Regions from separate parts of the Homo sapiens genome. Here region 1 is linked to region 2. A link is an interaction called in ENCODE POLR2A ChIA-PET data of the cell type or tissue named here. Cell type or tissue: Panc1. All regions are shown on one strand. Links, peaks and the distances in the headings refer to the core of each region. The heading gives the core; the rest is flanking DNA.

Region 1 (7,467 bases), core at 1,673-6,672, 120 kb before region 2:
ATTTGTAAGATCGAATTAAGCACTTAGGAATTGTTTAAAGATTTTAAAAATGGCCGGGCGTGGTGGCTTATGCTTGTAATCCCAGCACTTTGGGAGCCCGAGGCAGGTGGATCACCTGAGATAAGGAGTTCAAGACCAGCCTGGACAACATGGTGAAACCGTGTCTCTACTAAAAATACAAAATTTAGCTGGGTGTGGTGGCACATGCCTGTAATCCCAGCTACTCAGGAGGCTGAGGCAGGAGAATCGCTTCAACCCAGGAGGTGGAGGTTGCAGTGAGCCAAGATCACACCATTGCACCCCAGCCTGGGCAACAAAAGCAAAACTCCATCTCAAAAAAAAGATTTAAAAAAATCTTGCTTACTGAATGCATGGACAAAAGTAAGTGATAGAAATGGCACCTCTGACTCCTCCTACCTTTTCTCCTATTTCTGGTCCCAAATGGAAAACTCCTGTGATGTGAGCTTTTTCCCCCTCTTTACCCTCCAAGATTCATTAAGGCCTTTGTAGTGTTAATGTTTTTTTCTGTATACTGGCTTAGCTATGTGGGGCCCATCTTTCCTATCGCAGAAAGACCATGATGGATGGATCTTGAAGCATCGTCCCACTGGGATGTGATCAGGGCTTACACATTTCATAAACACTGCTTTTCTTCTCACATCCCTCTGAATGAAAGCAGGACCAAGTCTCTTTGATGGCTTCTCTCCCCAACCCCCTAAGATTATGGCATCAAAATAAAGACAAGTATGTTCTATTGTATTTTTGCTCCTGAGATGTATTGAGTTGCTGCAATTTACACAAGGCTAAATTGAATGAGAATCTTCACTATTTTATTATTGGTTCAACTACCTACTTGATGTGACTTGAGAGGCAGTATTTTCTTTTCTTTTTTTTTTGTAGACGGAGTCTAGCTTTATCGCCCAGGCTGGAGTGCAGTAGCACGATCTCGGCTCACTGCAAGCTCCACCTTCTGGGCTCACACCATTCTCCTGCCTCAGCCTGCCGAGTAGCTGGGACTACAGGCGCCCGCCACCACGCCCAGCTAATTTTTTGTATTTTTAGTAGAGACAGGGTTTCACTGTGTTAGCCAGGATGGTCTTGATCTCCTGACCTCGTGATCCGCCCACTTCGGCCTCCCAAAGTGCTGGGATTACAGGCGTGAGCCACCACGCCTGGCCACGAGAGGCAGTATTTTCAGTGCTATATATTACAATGACTGGTACTATCTTTTATTTATGTTGACCATATTTAAAACCATTGTTCATATGTTTAGTATTTAGTATTAAATATTAATACTTAATATTTAATAGGTGTTTAATTTCCTGTAATTCAACCTACACGTTATTTTTGCCCATTTAGCTTTTTTTCAGCTTTTACTATCCCAGCCTTATAGATAAGTCATCATGCACTTCAAATACTATTTACTTAGGGTGAATTCCTACAAATGAAATTGCTGGATCAATAGGTATATACCTTTTGGGGCTTTTCCTCTTTATTGCCAAATTGTTGGCAAGAATATTTTGCCAGTTTTGTATCCACTTACAGTGTATCAGTATGTTCTTTTCTCCTAACCCTTGCCACCACTGGGTTTTAAAAGTATCTTTGCCAGTTTAGAAGATGACAGTAATAGGCCAGGCGCAGTGGCTCATGCTTGTAATCCCAGCACTTTGGGAGGCTGAGGTGGGTGGATCATCTAAGGTCAGGAGTTCGAGACCAGCCTGGCCAACATGGTGAAACCCTATCTCTGCTAAAAATACAAAAACTAGCTGGGTGTGGTGGTGCCCGCGTGTAATCCCTGCTACTCCAGAGGCTGAGACAGGAGAATCGCTTGAACCTGAAGTGGAGGTTGCAGTGAGCCAAGATCGTGCTACTGCCCTGTAGCCTGGGTGACAGAGCAAGACTGTCTCAAAAAAAAAAAAAGATGACAGTAGTAGCTCATTATGTTAATTTTCATTTTTAAAATTACAAATTAGATTTAACAATTTAGGAACCATTTGTATTTGTTTTATAAGTTGTCCATGTTTGTGCCCATTTTTCTATTTCATTTTTTCCTTTTTAATTTGTAAAAATTCTTTACTGAAGGCTGGGTGTGGTGGCTCACACTTGTAATCCCCGCACTTTGGGAGGCGGAGGCAGATGGATCACCTGAGTTCGGGAGTTCAAGATTACCCTGGCCAACATGGTGAAACCCCATCTCTACTAAAAATACAAATTAGTTGGGCATGATGGCATGTGCCTGTAATCCCAGCTACTTGGGAGGCTGAGGCAGGAGAATCGCTTGAACCTGGGAGGCAGAGGTTGCAGTAAACTGAGATTGCACCACTGCACTCCTGCCTGGGCGATAGAGAAAGACAGTCTCAATGAAAAAAAAGAAAAAAGAAAAATTCTTTACTGAAGACATTATTTCTTTTTATTTTTAGGTGTTTTTGTTGTTGTGGTTTGGTTTGGTTTTTTTGTTTGTTTGTTTTTTGTTTGGAGACAGAGTCTTGCTCTGTCGTACAGGCTGGAGTTCAGTGGCACGAGCTTGGCTCACTGCAGCTTCTGCCTCCTGGGTTCAAACAATTCTCCTGCCTCAGCCTCCTGAGTAGCTGGGATTACAGATGCGTGCCACCACGCCTGGCTAATTTTTCTATTTTCAATAGAGATGGGTTTTTGCCATGTTGGCCAGGCTGGTCTTGAACTCCTGGCCTCAAGTGATCTGCCTGCCTTGGCCTCCCACAGTGCAGATAGTACAGGCATGAGCCATCGTGTTCAGCTCCTTTTTGTATTTTAAGTTGTAGGAACTTATTCAGTTTGTCATTTACCTTGTAGTTTTGTTTTTATAGTTAAAGGGACTAGCTAAACAGCACAATGTAGGTAAATGAAAGATGGCTTCATAATCATCACACTCATGGTGTAATTTAAAAATCTTCTCCTTTGGTTCTTATTAATGCCTGCACTGTGAATCTGACAGATTGAAAATGGAAGCCCTGACTGACAGGGAACATGGAATGATAGACCCTGACAGCGGAGATGAAGCCCAGCTTAATGGAGGACATTCTGCAGAGGAATCTCTGGGTGAACCCACTCAAGCCACTGTGCCGGAAACCTGGTCTCTTCCTTTGAGTCAGAATAGTGCCAGTGAACTGCCTGCTAGCCAGCCCCAGCCCTTTTCAGCCCAAGGAGACATGGAAGAAAACATAATAATAGAAGACTACGAGAGTGATGGGACATAGAAGCCAGCCTGCTAATCAGATTGCTACTTCACAGCTTCATTTTTGTTTCATTCAGTGGTACTTCAGCAGAGTTAATATGCTTTTCTGATGAATTACACAACAGTTTGTTAATTCTTCATTCTTGTAGTATTTCATCACAAGAAACCTACTCTTCTGTCATCTTGAAGTAAATAGAAGATCAAGCCTTCAAATCTCTTAATTTTTTCGGTATTTATTAAATCTGTGAGTGGTTTAAGGAGCGGTCAGTGTGTATAAAGTGTGTTTGAACATTATGCCAAATATCAAGATGTGAAGGACTAATTCAGGATGCAAAAACGTTATTGGGGGGTTGTAAATATCAACTATTCAACAGTTTAGGATGCAATTACGAGTGTAAACTGTGTGCCTTATTTACACTTTATTGTCTCCCGCTTCTCAGATAGTTTTGATGTGTTGTACAGTGGAATATCTTAGATACTTTTTGGAAAGTATTTACATAAGTTATATCACAATTAAAATGTTGAATTTAATTTTGTTTCTCCTGTCTTTTAACATTATCTAGCACGCACTCGCTGCCATGGGTCCTTAAGCACAGTGCACCAATCTCCCTCCCCCAGTGTCAAACTTTTCAAAAGATAGGGAAGAGGATGGCAACGTTGCGATGAGAACTGTAAACTCTTTCCAAAAGAGCCCAGTGTGTGGTCATTGCCGCGACGTGCCGGCTGGTGGCACCGAGCAGCCTGGGCCCAGAGCGGTTGTCGGGCCGACAGATCCGGGCGGGGCAAAGCCGGGCGGGGAAAGCTGGGCTCGTCCCGTCCCGGCCCCGCCCCCACCCCGGGAGCCCGATACCGGTTTCAGAGTCCTGGGCAGCGTGCGCGCTCTTCCTGGCGGCTGCGCAGGTAAGTGGGACCGGGGTGGGGCCACGTGACCGGGAGAGGAGGGCCCGGCGGCCCCCGGCCCAGGTGTGCTGCGACGGACGGCTGCCCGCGCTCGGCGCTCAGCCTGCCATAGCCCGCGGGGGAGGCCGGAGCCAGGGATCCGGGGAGGCCCGCGTCCCGCCAGGTTTCGCTCTGCGGACGCAGGTGCGGCCGAGCCGCCGTCCTTCCGGGCGCGGGGCGGGGCGCGCACCTCGGGGCGATCTCGGTGCTCCTTACCTGGGAGGTCTCCCGGCTTAGTTTCGGCCTCGTTGGGTCGGAATCTCCAAAGACAGTGGGTTTCAGCCAGAAACGCGAAGACGAACGCCTAGCCGGCGCGGGCAGAACCGAGGACACAATGAGATTTGTGGGACCGGGCGCCCAGAGGCTGGCGCGGGGGAGACCCCACAGCTAAAATGCTCGGTACCCCCGGGCAGTCGTGGGTTAGTTAGAACCGCAGAGCCTTTCCCGACCCCTCGGAAGCGCAGAAGTATCCGAAATCTACCCGTTTCTTGGGTCCAGCAAAACTTTTAAGCCAGGTAAACCGGTGGTTCTGTTTGTGTAAAGGTGACCAGGCATGATTCCTGTGACACTTTGCTGGGGCAGCCATTTCTCCTGCCATTGCCGCGGCTTTCCAAGATGAGTGTCCAAGAGTGGAGTAAGGGTCCGGGGCCTGAGCAGGACAAAGACACACGCTGCCGCGACCTGCGGGACCAGAACGAACTCTCAGTGACATCTTGAAAGACATTAGGGGTATCCAGATATTTAAGATGTAATGAAATACAGCTAACCATTCCCTTCTAAAAATCACATTATCTTGCTTTTCCACAACTCTTTAATAATTGCTTGTTTTTTCTTTAAAAATGGATAGGGTGGTTTGATTCAAATAAGCCACTTCACAGGTGAAGAGTTAAATCCATTACAGTGAATCGTATTTTTACCAGTGAGTTGAATTAAGCATAGCGTATCCTGTAAATGCTGTGTAAAACTTGCTAAAATCATTTGTTGTGCTTTTGCTTCTACATTTCTTAGGAATGTGTTTCAAAAACTAGAGTCGTAATAGCATTTCTAGAACTTACACTTTTTTAGAGAAAGAAAGAGAAAGGTACAAAAATAACTGATTGTTATAATATACAGAGCCGCTTTGCATTGGGCACCCTGCTGGGGCCATCACAGTTAATCCTCTAAGGTCGGAGTGCCCTATTAGAAGACCCTGGGTTTCCACCGCATTCCCTTGTCTCCAGTCTGTACATACCCTGTGTGCCTTGCTTGCCCTCTTAACGTCTCTACCTGGATTTTTAACGCATCTGAAACACTCTTCAGTCTGCTGCTCCCCAAGGCTAAGCTGGAGGGGTGGAGAATGAGGTATAGATAGATAAAATGATCAGATGTCTGGGGTTTACTTCAGAGGACTCTATTGGCAGAGGAAATAGTATGGGGAGTATAAATGAAACAAGTTTGGCCATAAATCGATAAGTGTAGAAGCTGGATGTGGGTACACAAGGGTTCATAATGCTATTCTTTCTACTTTTTATTATGTTTGAAAAATTCTATAATAAAAATTTTAAATACCTGTCTAGCATTTGACCTCTTCTCAAGATCTCAGTGATCCATTGGATTATTTCAATGGCCTAGCCAGTCTTCCTGTTTTACCTCTTGCCTTCTGGAGTGTACTCTCAACACAGCATCCATAGTGATACTGTTAAAACAAGTCAAGTCATGTCACTCCTCTATTCAGAATCCTCCAGTGGCTTCTCATCTCACTCCTAGCAAAAGACAAAGTCCTTTCTTTCCAGTGGTTTTCAAGGCCCTACATGATTCAGATGGCCTCAGTTCTACTATTCACCTTCTTACCCACTTTGCTGCTGCCACAGTAGCTTCCATGCCTAAATATTTCTTGAACATACCAGGCACTCCTGCTTCAGGGCATTTGCGCTAGCTATTCCATCTGCCTGAACACTTGTCCCTGATAATGGCCTGGCTTCCTCCTTCACCTTCAGTTCTATACTCAGATATCCCTTTCTCTGTGAAGATTTCCCTGCCCACTCGGTTTAAGATGGTAACATCCTGTCCCCATTGCAGTCTTTACCCCCTTTCTCAACTTTGTTCTTTAGCATACTGTATATTTCATTTATCTATCATCTGTCAATCTGCCCGGCACTCCCCCGGTTAAAGCATCATGAAGGCAAGGATTTCAGTCTGGTTTGTCCACCAGTATACTTTCAGCATGCCTGGTGCAAGGCAGGTTAAATGAAGGGTCTTCGTTTTCCAAAGTAAAATAAAATAAAGCCTTAGGAATTTCCAAATTGTTCAACAGTATAAAGATGGGGTTATCAGACCAGGTGCAGTGGCTAACGCTTGTAATCCCAGCACTTTGGGTGGCCAAGGCAGGAGGATCGCTTGAGCCCAGGAGTTCAAGACCAGCCTAGGCAACATAGTGATACTTAATGTCTACTAAAAATTTTAAAGAATTAGCGGCCGAGCGTGGTGGCTCACACCTGTAATCCCAGCACTTTGGGAGGCCGAGGCGGGTGGATTATGAGGTCAGGAGATCAAGATCATCCCGGCTAACATGGTCCCCATCTCTACTAAAAATACAAAAAATTAGCCGGGCGTGGTGGCGAGCACCTGTAGTCCCAGCTACTTGGGAGGCTGAGGCAGGAGAATGGCATGAACCTGGGAGGCGGAGCTTGCAGTGAGCCGAGATGGCACCACTGCACTCCAGCCTGGGCAACAGATTGAGACTCTGTCTCAAAAAAAAAAAAAAAAAGAATTAGCTGGGTATGGTGGCATGCACCTGTAGTCCCAGCTACTCAGGAGGCTGAGGCAGCTGGAGTGCTTGAGCCAGGGAGATTGAGGCTGCAGTGAGCTATGATTGTGCTCCTATGCTCTGGCCTGGGAAACAGAGTGAGACCCTGTCTTAAAAATATTAAATAAATAAAACAATAACAAAAAAGATGGGGTTATCCATTTTAATTTTGAGACCTTCATAGTATCAAGTACAATACCATGTGCCCAGTTTAAGTCTTCAATAATGAGTCTTGGCAGGGTGTGAATGAAAAAATTTTTTTAAGTCTTCAAACAAAATACTTATAAACAATTCGAGAGAGAAATTCAGCATACCTTAAAACTAGTAGTTAATTCACAAATGGTTTCCTTCTTTCTGTATATGGGTGCAGAGCATTGATTTCATGAATCAACAGGCTTAGTAAAAGTGCATTTTCTATGCTTTATTTTTGAGGTGGATTGAATACCTTCTGAGATACTTGAGTCTCTCCTTGGGAACAGTAAATCACCTGAATTGCCCTCGAAAGAGTAATAGTAATGGTCATTGCTGCCATTCTCTATTGTGCCTTGGG
Region 2 (7,467 bases), core at 847-5,846:
AACTCCCGACTTCAGGTGATCCCTCCTGCCTCAGCCTCCCAAAGTGCTGGGATTACAGGCATGAGCTACCGCACCTGGCCTAGAGAAATCTTTGATTTGTGTTTTCATCCTGCTTTCTTCTGTCCTTAATTTCTTAGAGATATCCTCAAGTTACTTAAGGGAAAATTGTTACAAAGACACTTTGCTGTTTAGAATTATGCCTAGCTGGTTTTCTCAAGTACTCATTCTTTAAAAGTGAGATGTAGTGGTGTGACCCTGTAGTCCCAGCTACTCGGGAGGCTAGGGTAGGAGGATTGCATGAGTCCAGGAGTTCAAGTCCAGCTTGGGCAACATAGCAAGGCCTCATCTCTTAAGAAAAAAAAATCTTACTGTGAAAATTAAAATATTTTTCTTTTCCTTTTTAAGAGAACTTTAACTACATCATTGAGTTTTATGAGCTGACTGGGGCATTCTGTCAGTAATAACAGTGAAATTCAGAAGTCATTTCTCTCATAATAGGAAATACAGGTTGGGGACTCCTTGTAGAAATGAGCACCTGTTCACTTTGTATTGCCCCCTCCAACCCCCTTCTACTTTCCTACTGTCCTTCAAAAGCCGCAGATACTGGGTTTATACTTACTTGGCATTGGTACCATTAAGTGGGTTAGAGGAAAAAATATTTTAGCCTTTTTTCAGGAAAATTGCAGTGTAAAGAGGAAAAAAAATGATCGTACTCCTTGTTTTTCAAATATATTTTGCCTTTGCCTCTAGACTGTTGGAGTCTGGCATCAGCTGGCTCAGGATTTAAAAAAAAAAATGGAATGTTTCATGAATTTGGGTGCTGTTCTTGCCCAAAGGCCATGCTAATCTTTCCTGTATTGTTCAACTTTATATATGTGCTGCTGAAGGGAGCACTGCCTTGGAATTTATTATGCATGTGTATAGAAAAGGTTTAATCAGAGATCTTTGCTGAAGGGTGGAGTCAGTGGTCAAGCTAGTCCAGTTCTGCTGATGCTAAGAGAGAAAGGTCAGCTCAGTGTGCCTCATTGATAAAATACTTGGGTATACAGTGTAGAAATAGAACAGTTATCAATGAGGTAAACTTTATGCAGCAAACTTGGGGCTCCCGATTTGTGCCAGACACTGTGTGGTCCTTTGGAGACTCGAAGAGGAAAGCAGGAAACTGCCCGCCCTTGCATTTTCTACATCTAGGTTCTTGGGAAAGTTGTCTAACTGCCTGAGCCACAGCTTCCTCATTTCTGGAAAAGGAACGATATTTGCCTGTAAATCCATGCCTACAAAATGATCTGTCACTTCAATATTTGGCTAATTGTAAGCAGTCAGATAGTGGTGGCTTAAGCCCAGTCCGCTGCCTACTGAAGTGAGATAGGTGAGCAAGCCATTGTTCGGCAGTGCATAAGCGATTTGGTGGGAGGTTTGTATGCACAGGTGTAGGGAGATAGCACAGGTTGGTGCCTCATCCAGGAGGGGCTTGTATGAGGAGGAGGTGGTGGCACATGAGCCAAGAATTGAAACCCAATTAAGGAATAGCTGGCAAAAGGGGAAGGGCATTTTAGCCAGTAAGAAATCTCTGAAAAGATACACAGACTCTGCTAAAGCTCACGCTGTGAGGAGGAGGTGGGACCTAGAGAAGTATAAAATGGGTTTTTAAGCAAAGGAAGGATTTTTAAATTCTGATAAGGTATTGGATTAAGAATAGGCTTTGGTTTGGTGAAGCATTTGCCTGTGAAGCTTGGCAACTTCTGTTGTAAACTTTTGTTGTAAGGAATTCTGTGGGAACCAAGAGTGCTTCCCTCCCTTCCCTCCTGTGGTGGGGTCTGAGCACACTCCGTGGCAACCCACCCACTGGTTTCGCAGTTGCTGCCAAATTCCACTTTCAGAGGGAAATGATTCTATTCCTTTCTGTCTCTGAATGTTAAACAATCAAGAATACCCCTATGTACTTTGAGGGGTAGGTAAATATCTTTCTGTATGTGATACTGCCTGGATACGTCAGGAGAGTGCATCTCATGTTTTAATGTAATGCTACTAAGAATGGGAAACTTAAGATGTAAGGAATATGTATTGCAGAAGATACACTGCATTGAAGCTGAACCTAATTGTAAGGCTTTATAATAGCAAAATAATCCAAATAAAGGTCTTCTGCCACCTCCAAATTCTTGTAAAAATTATTTGATCAGATCAAGTGGCCTTAATTCCAAAATCCAGCATCTTTTGAATTTTTACTGTGTTTAAAGGCACTGTAGTAAATGTGATACCTTGTCACCTCATTTAATCATCAAAATAACTTTATGTACTAGGTAGTTTTCTCCTTTTTTTTTTCTTTTTTTCTTTTTCAGATGAAAACTAAGGCTTTATAGAATTTGTGGTTGGCAGACCTGGGGTGAGCCCAGATAATCTGATGCTATTGGTTGTGTTTGTATGTATTTGAGACAGGGTCTCATTCTGACACCCAGGCTGGAGTGCAGTGGCACAATCAGAGCTCACTGCAGCCTCCACCTCTCAGTCTCAAGAGGTCTTCCCATCTCAGCCTCCCGAGTAGCTGGCACTACAAGCACACGTACCAAACCCTAAAATGCCATTGATCCTATCACAAAGCTAGAGCGGTTCTACCCTTTTGAATAGCAGCTCTTTTTCACAGAAATATCTGTAGATTTATTTTGATTTTTTTCCCACACTTTATTTCTATTCCTTTGCCTTAAAACAACTAAATGATTCATCTAGGATTAGCACTTGTTTGAGGTCTTTGGTTTTTTTCCAATTTTTTTTCTCAATTACAGAGTGATATGTAATAATTTAAAGGCTATTAGGTAAAATGTCAAGAGTGTTGGAGCTGTTACATAAAACATAAAATCTAACAGTGGCCGGGCGTGGTGGCTCACGCCTGTAATCCCAGCACTTTGGGAGGCCGAGGTGGGTGGATCATTTAAGGTCAGGAGTTCGAGACCAGCTTGGCCAACATGGTTAGACCCCATCTCTACTAAAAATACAAAAATTAGCCGGGCATGTTGGTGGGTGCCCGTAATCCCAGCTACTCGGGAGGCTGAGGCAGGAGAATCACTTGAACCCAGGAGGCGGAGGTTACAGTGAGCCGAGATCGCACCACTGCACTCCAGCCTGGGTGACAGGGTGAGACTCTGTCTCAAAAAAAATATATATATATATGTATGCATGTATGTGTGTGTGTGTGTGTGTGTGTGTATACACACACACATGTATATATACACATATATACATATATATATACACACACATATATATATATACACACACACACACACACACATATATATATACACACACACACACACATATATATACATACAGTGTTGGGAGTCTAGTTGGCTGTGCTTTTTATGTTTAAATTTTTTATCCCAAAGGTTCTGTGGTAAGCCTTCCATGTTAATATTGACCTAGGGGAAGAAGCTGAGGCAAAATTAATATAGAAAATTTATTTGGGCCAAGGTTGAGAACAGCTGCCTGGGACATGCTTCCAAGCTGCCTTGGGGAGTGCGCCATGCAACCTTTTTTATAAGCAAGTTTTTAAAGGCAAAAACGGGGCACAAGGAGTGGATAGAAACAAAGTTGTTCATCAGGAATTCTCACTGGTTTACAGAAATAACGTTGTTACATCGTCGAGCTATAGCAGGGTTATGGTGCCCAGTGTGTAGCATTGTTAGATTACGCGGTTTCTGGAGATAACTACATAGCTCAAGGGGGAAGTAGGACTTGATTGCTGTTTCATTTTAATGCCTCTCCGGGCCTGATAGCTTTTAAGAAAGGGCTTACATTCCTCAGATAAGAAGAACCTGTATATGTATTTCACATTAAGGCATAATTTCTTTTTTTTTGACACAGTCTCGCTGTTGGCCAGGCTAGAGTGCAATGGCACTATCTCTGCTCACTGCAACCTCCGCCTCTCTGGTTCAAGTGATTCTCTTGCCTCAGCCTCCCGAGTAGCTGGGACTACAGGTGCATGCCACCACGCCCAGCTAATTTTTTTTGTGTGTGTATTTTTAGTAGAAACGGGGTTTCGCTGTGTCAGCCAGGATGGTCTCGATCTCCTGACCTCATGATCCACCCGCCTCAGCCTCCCCAAGTGCTGGGATTACAGGCGTGAGCCACCGCGCCCGGCCTATTAAGGCATAATTTCTAATGCATGTTACTTTTGTAGGATGAATTCACTTACACATCAGAATGAAATAAGGAAAGTGAAAAGGGAAGGCACTGATGTTGTGTGATATATTGTGTAGGTTATTAGTAATAGAGCCATAGAGAACGTACATTAAGGGAGAATAAACAAATCTCTTATTAAAAGAGTAGAAGTCAGCTTGAACTTCTTAATTTCTTCTGTGGTTTTAACATTCCACGTTGAGAGGTGAATGGATTAAGAACTACCAGTGTGCTTTGTTCTAGATTAGTGCTTTTCCAAGTGTGGTGCACAGACAGCAACATAGCATTACCTGAGAGCTTGTTAGAAATGAAAATTCTCCTAACCGAGACCTGGCTTAGGTTAAATGAGAGTGGTCTTTCTAATGTGGGCGTGAGATAATGAGACCAGTCTTCCTAATATGGAGGTGGAAAATTGCCATAGATAATTATGAAACCTAATCACATTAGGATGAGAACTAGGTGATCAGATTTTTCTTCTTGGTAATATACTTGTTTAAACTAGCAGTAGCACTGTTTATATGTCTATTACAATGTGGATTTAACTATTAACCTGTAATGATTGCCTTTTTATTATTAGTGTTAATAGTATTTAATGGGCCACATAAATATTAGATAATGTATATAAGATAATTTTCTTCAGTGTCTTCCCCCTTTTCATTACAAGATAAATAATAACTATCTCTTGGGGTTTTTTAAGGTTAAAAATGTGTCTGCAGGCACACAGGACGTGCCTTCACCCCCATCTGACTATGTGGAAAGAGTTGACAGTCCCATGGCATACTCTTCCAATGGCAAAGTGAATGACAAGCGGTTTTATCCAGAGTCTTCCTATAAATCCACGCCGTAAGTAGCATCTCTCTTAGTTTGATAGACTGAGTGTAAAAATGAGTATTTGCATATAATTGGTTTTTGTGCCTTTCTGCTTAAAAAAAATATCCAGCAGTGCACACAAAAGCTGGATCTGGATCTTGGTATTACAACAATCTTTGCTTTGTTGGTACAGAGGCCTACGGCTACTTGGAAGACCAGGATGAGGAGGGTGGGGTTCTATTTCCCTTCTAAGTTGAAAATGCTTCTTTTCACTTACTTGTTTAATTGAAAGGTTGGGTTGGGTTCTTTCACTCTAGGAATGTGGTTCTGCTATTTCTGGTTTTGAAGTTTAGGTGAGGGTGAGAGGAAGTTACTGAGCAGAGGTCAGTGCTGTGCTCAGCCTCTCCTTTTGCCTATAATTGTTGGATCTCATAAACAGAAGGGAGGACATTTCACATTAATCAACCCTGCCCACATACATTTCTGTTAAACTAGAAGACTTCATTTGAATCCAGGAATTGTGGTATTTCATTTGCTGTGCTAGGTCCTCAGTATTGCTGGGAGATGTGAAACCTCAGTGAACGTCTGGCCTAGGGTAGGTGTCATATGATAATTGAAATGGTATCTCTGTGGTGGAAACACTTACCCTAAAGCTCAATTCTAATTCCACCTAATGACTAGTGAGAGAAGACTATTGGAGATAATTGGTATGGACGGGGATGTAATTTTTGCCTAAGGATGATGAAGTCGTTATTTTTACATATATAGTCATGCATTGTTTAACGATGGGAATACTGAGAAGTGTGTCTTTAGGCAATTTCATCCTTGAGTGAACATCACAGTGTACTTAACACAAACCTAGATGGATAGCCTGCTACGAGCCTAGGCTATGTGGTATAGCTTCTTGCTTTTACGCTACAAATGCAGACAGCATGTTAATATACCAAATACTCTAGGCAGCGGTAATACAGTGGTATTTGTATATCTAAACACAAAAAAGGTACAGTAAATATAAAAGATAAAAAATGGTACATCTTGGCGGGGGCGGTGGCTCACGCCTATAATCCCAGCACTTTGGGAGGCCGAGGCAGGTGGATCACCTGAGGTCAGGAGTTCAAGACCGGCCTGACCAACATGGAGAAACCCCATCTCTACTAAAAATAGCCAGGCGTGGTGGCGCATGCCTGTAATCCCAGCTACTTGGGAAGGCTGAGGCAGGAGAGTCGGTTTAACCCGGGAGGCGGAGGTTGTTGTAAGTGGAGATTGTGCCATTGCACTCCAGCCTGGGCAACAAGAGCGAAGCTCCATCTAAATAAATAAATAAATAAATAAATAAATGGTACATCTTGTAAGGCACTTACCATGAATGAAGCTTGTAGGACTGGAAGTTGCTCTGGGTGAGTCAGGGAGTAAGTGGTGAGTGAATGTGAAGGCCTAGGACATTACTGTACACTTTATAAACACTATACTTAGGCTACACTAAATTTACTAAACATTTTTCTTTCTTCTATAATAAATCTTAGCTTTCTATAACTTTAATTTTTTTGACTCTTTTGTAATAACACTTAAAACACAATCACATGGCTGGGTGCAGTGGCTCACGCCTGTAATCCCCACACTTTGGGAGGCCCAGGTGGACGGATCACCTGAGGTCAGGAGTTCGAGACCAGCCTGGCCAAAATGGCAAAACCCTGTCTCTACTAAAAATACAAAAATTAGCCAGGCATGGTGGCTCACACCTGTAATCTCAGCTACTCGGAAAGCTGAGGCAGGAGAATCACTTGAACCTGGGAGGCGGCGGTTACAGTGAGCTGAGATCACACCAGTGCACTCCAGCCTGCGTGACAAAGTGAAACTCTGTCTCAAAAAAAAAAACAAAAGGCCGGACGCGGTGGCTCACCCCTGTAATCCCAGCACTTTGGGAGGCTGAGGCAGGTGGATCACGAGGTCAGGAAATTGAGACCATCCTGGCTAACAGGGTGAAACCCCGTGTCTACTAAAAGTACGAAAAATTAGCCGGGCATGGTGGCGGGTGCCTGTAGTCCCAGCTACTCGGGAGGCTGAGGCAGGAGAATGGCGTGAACCCGGGAGGTGGAGCTCCCAGTGAGCCGAGATCGCGCCACTGCACTCTAGCCTGGGCGACAAAGTGAGACTCCGTCTCAAAAACAAACAAACAAAAGAACAACAACAAAAAACACAATCACAAACCCTGGCACAGTGGTGCACACCAGCAGTCCCAGCTAATTGGGAGGCTGAGGTGGGAGGGATCATACTTGAGCCCGGGAGCTCAAATCCAGCCAAAAATAAAAGAAAAGCCAAAAATCCCATACCTACATTGTATAGATATATAGATATAGAGAAGTATTTTCCTTATTCTATAAGCTTTTTTTTTTTTTTTTTTTTTTGGTAGAGACATGGTCTCAATCTGTCACCCAGCCTGGGGTGCAGTGGTGTGGTCACAGCTCACTGTAGCCTTGACCTCCC

What was found. ChIA-PET counts read pairs that join two places held together with the same protein. Peaks named below come from ENCODE experiments on the same cell type or tissue, not always from the same donor. Only the 100,000 strongest peaks of a DNase experiment are listed, where the experiment ranks them.
Region 1: POLR2A ChIA-PET joins it to region 2 with 5 read pairs; 3 of 35 experiments call an interaction of 5 or more read pairs at or near these places.

The regions. Positions count from the first base shown.
Region 1 is chr5:69,411,078-69,418,544 of GRCh38, forward strand. RAD17 (RAD17 checkpoint clamp loader component) reads left to right here. Exons shown (of 19, transcript NM_133338.3): 19 at 2,954-3,724. The coding sequence ends at 3,215. MARVELD2 (MARVEL domain containing 2) reads left to right here and starts at 4,039. Exons shown (of 7, transcript NM_001038603.3): 1 at 4,039-4,093. RefSeq lists enhancers at 3,816-4,699, 4,700-5,582. In Panc1, for the core only: CTCF peaks have their summits at 3,927 (motif pointing right) and 4,129; a DNase peak (open chromatin) is centred at 3,994; H3K4me3 peaks cover 1,338 bases; H3K27ac peaks cover 1,431 bases.
Region 2 is chr5:69,529,824-69,537,290 of GRCh38, forward strand. OCLN (occludin) reads left to right here. Exons shown (of 9, transcript NM_001205254.2): 5 at 4,871-5,016. It also overlaps the pseudogene RNU6-724P. Among named protein-coding and RNA genes, the nearest start is that of SNORD13B-1, 5.7 kb to the right of the region's middle. In Panc1, for the core only: no CTCF peak of the experiment used is centred there; no DNase peak of the experiment used is centred there.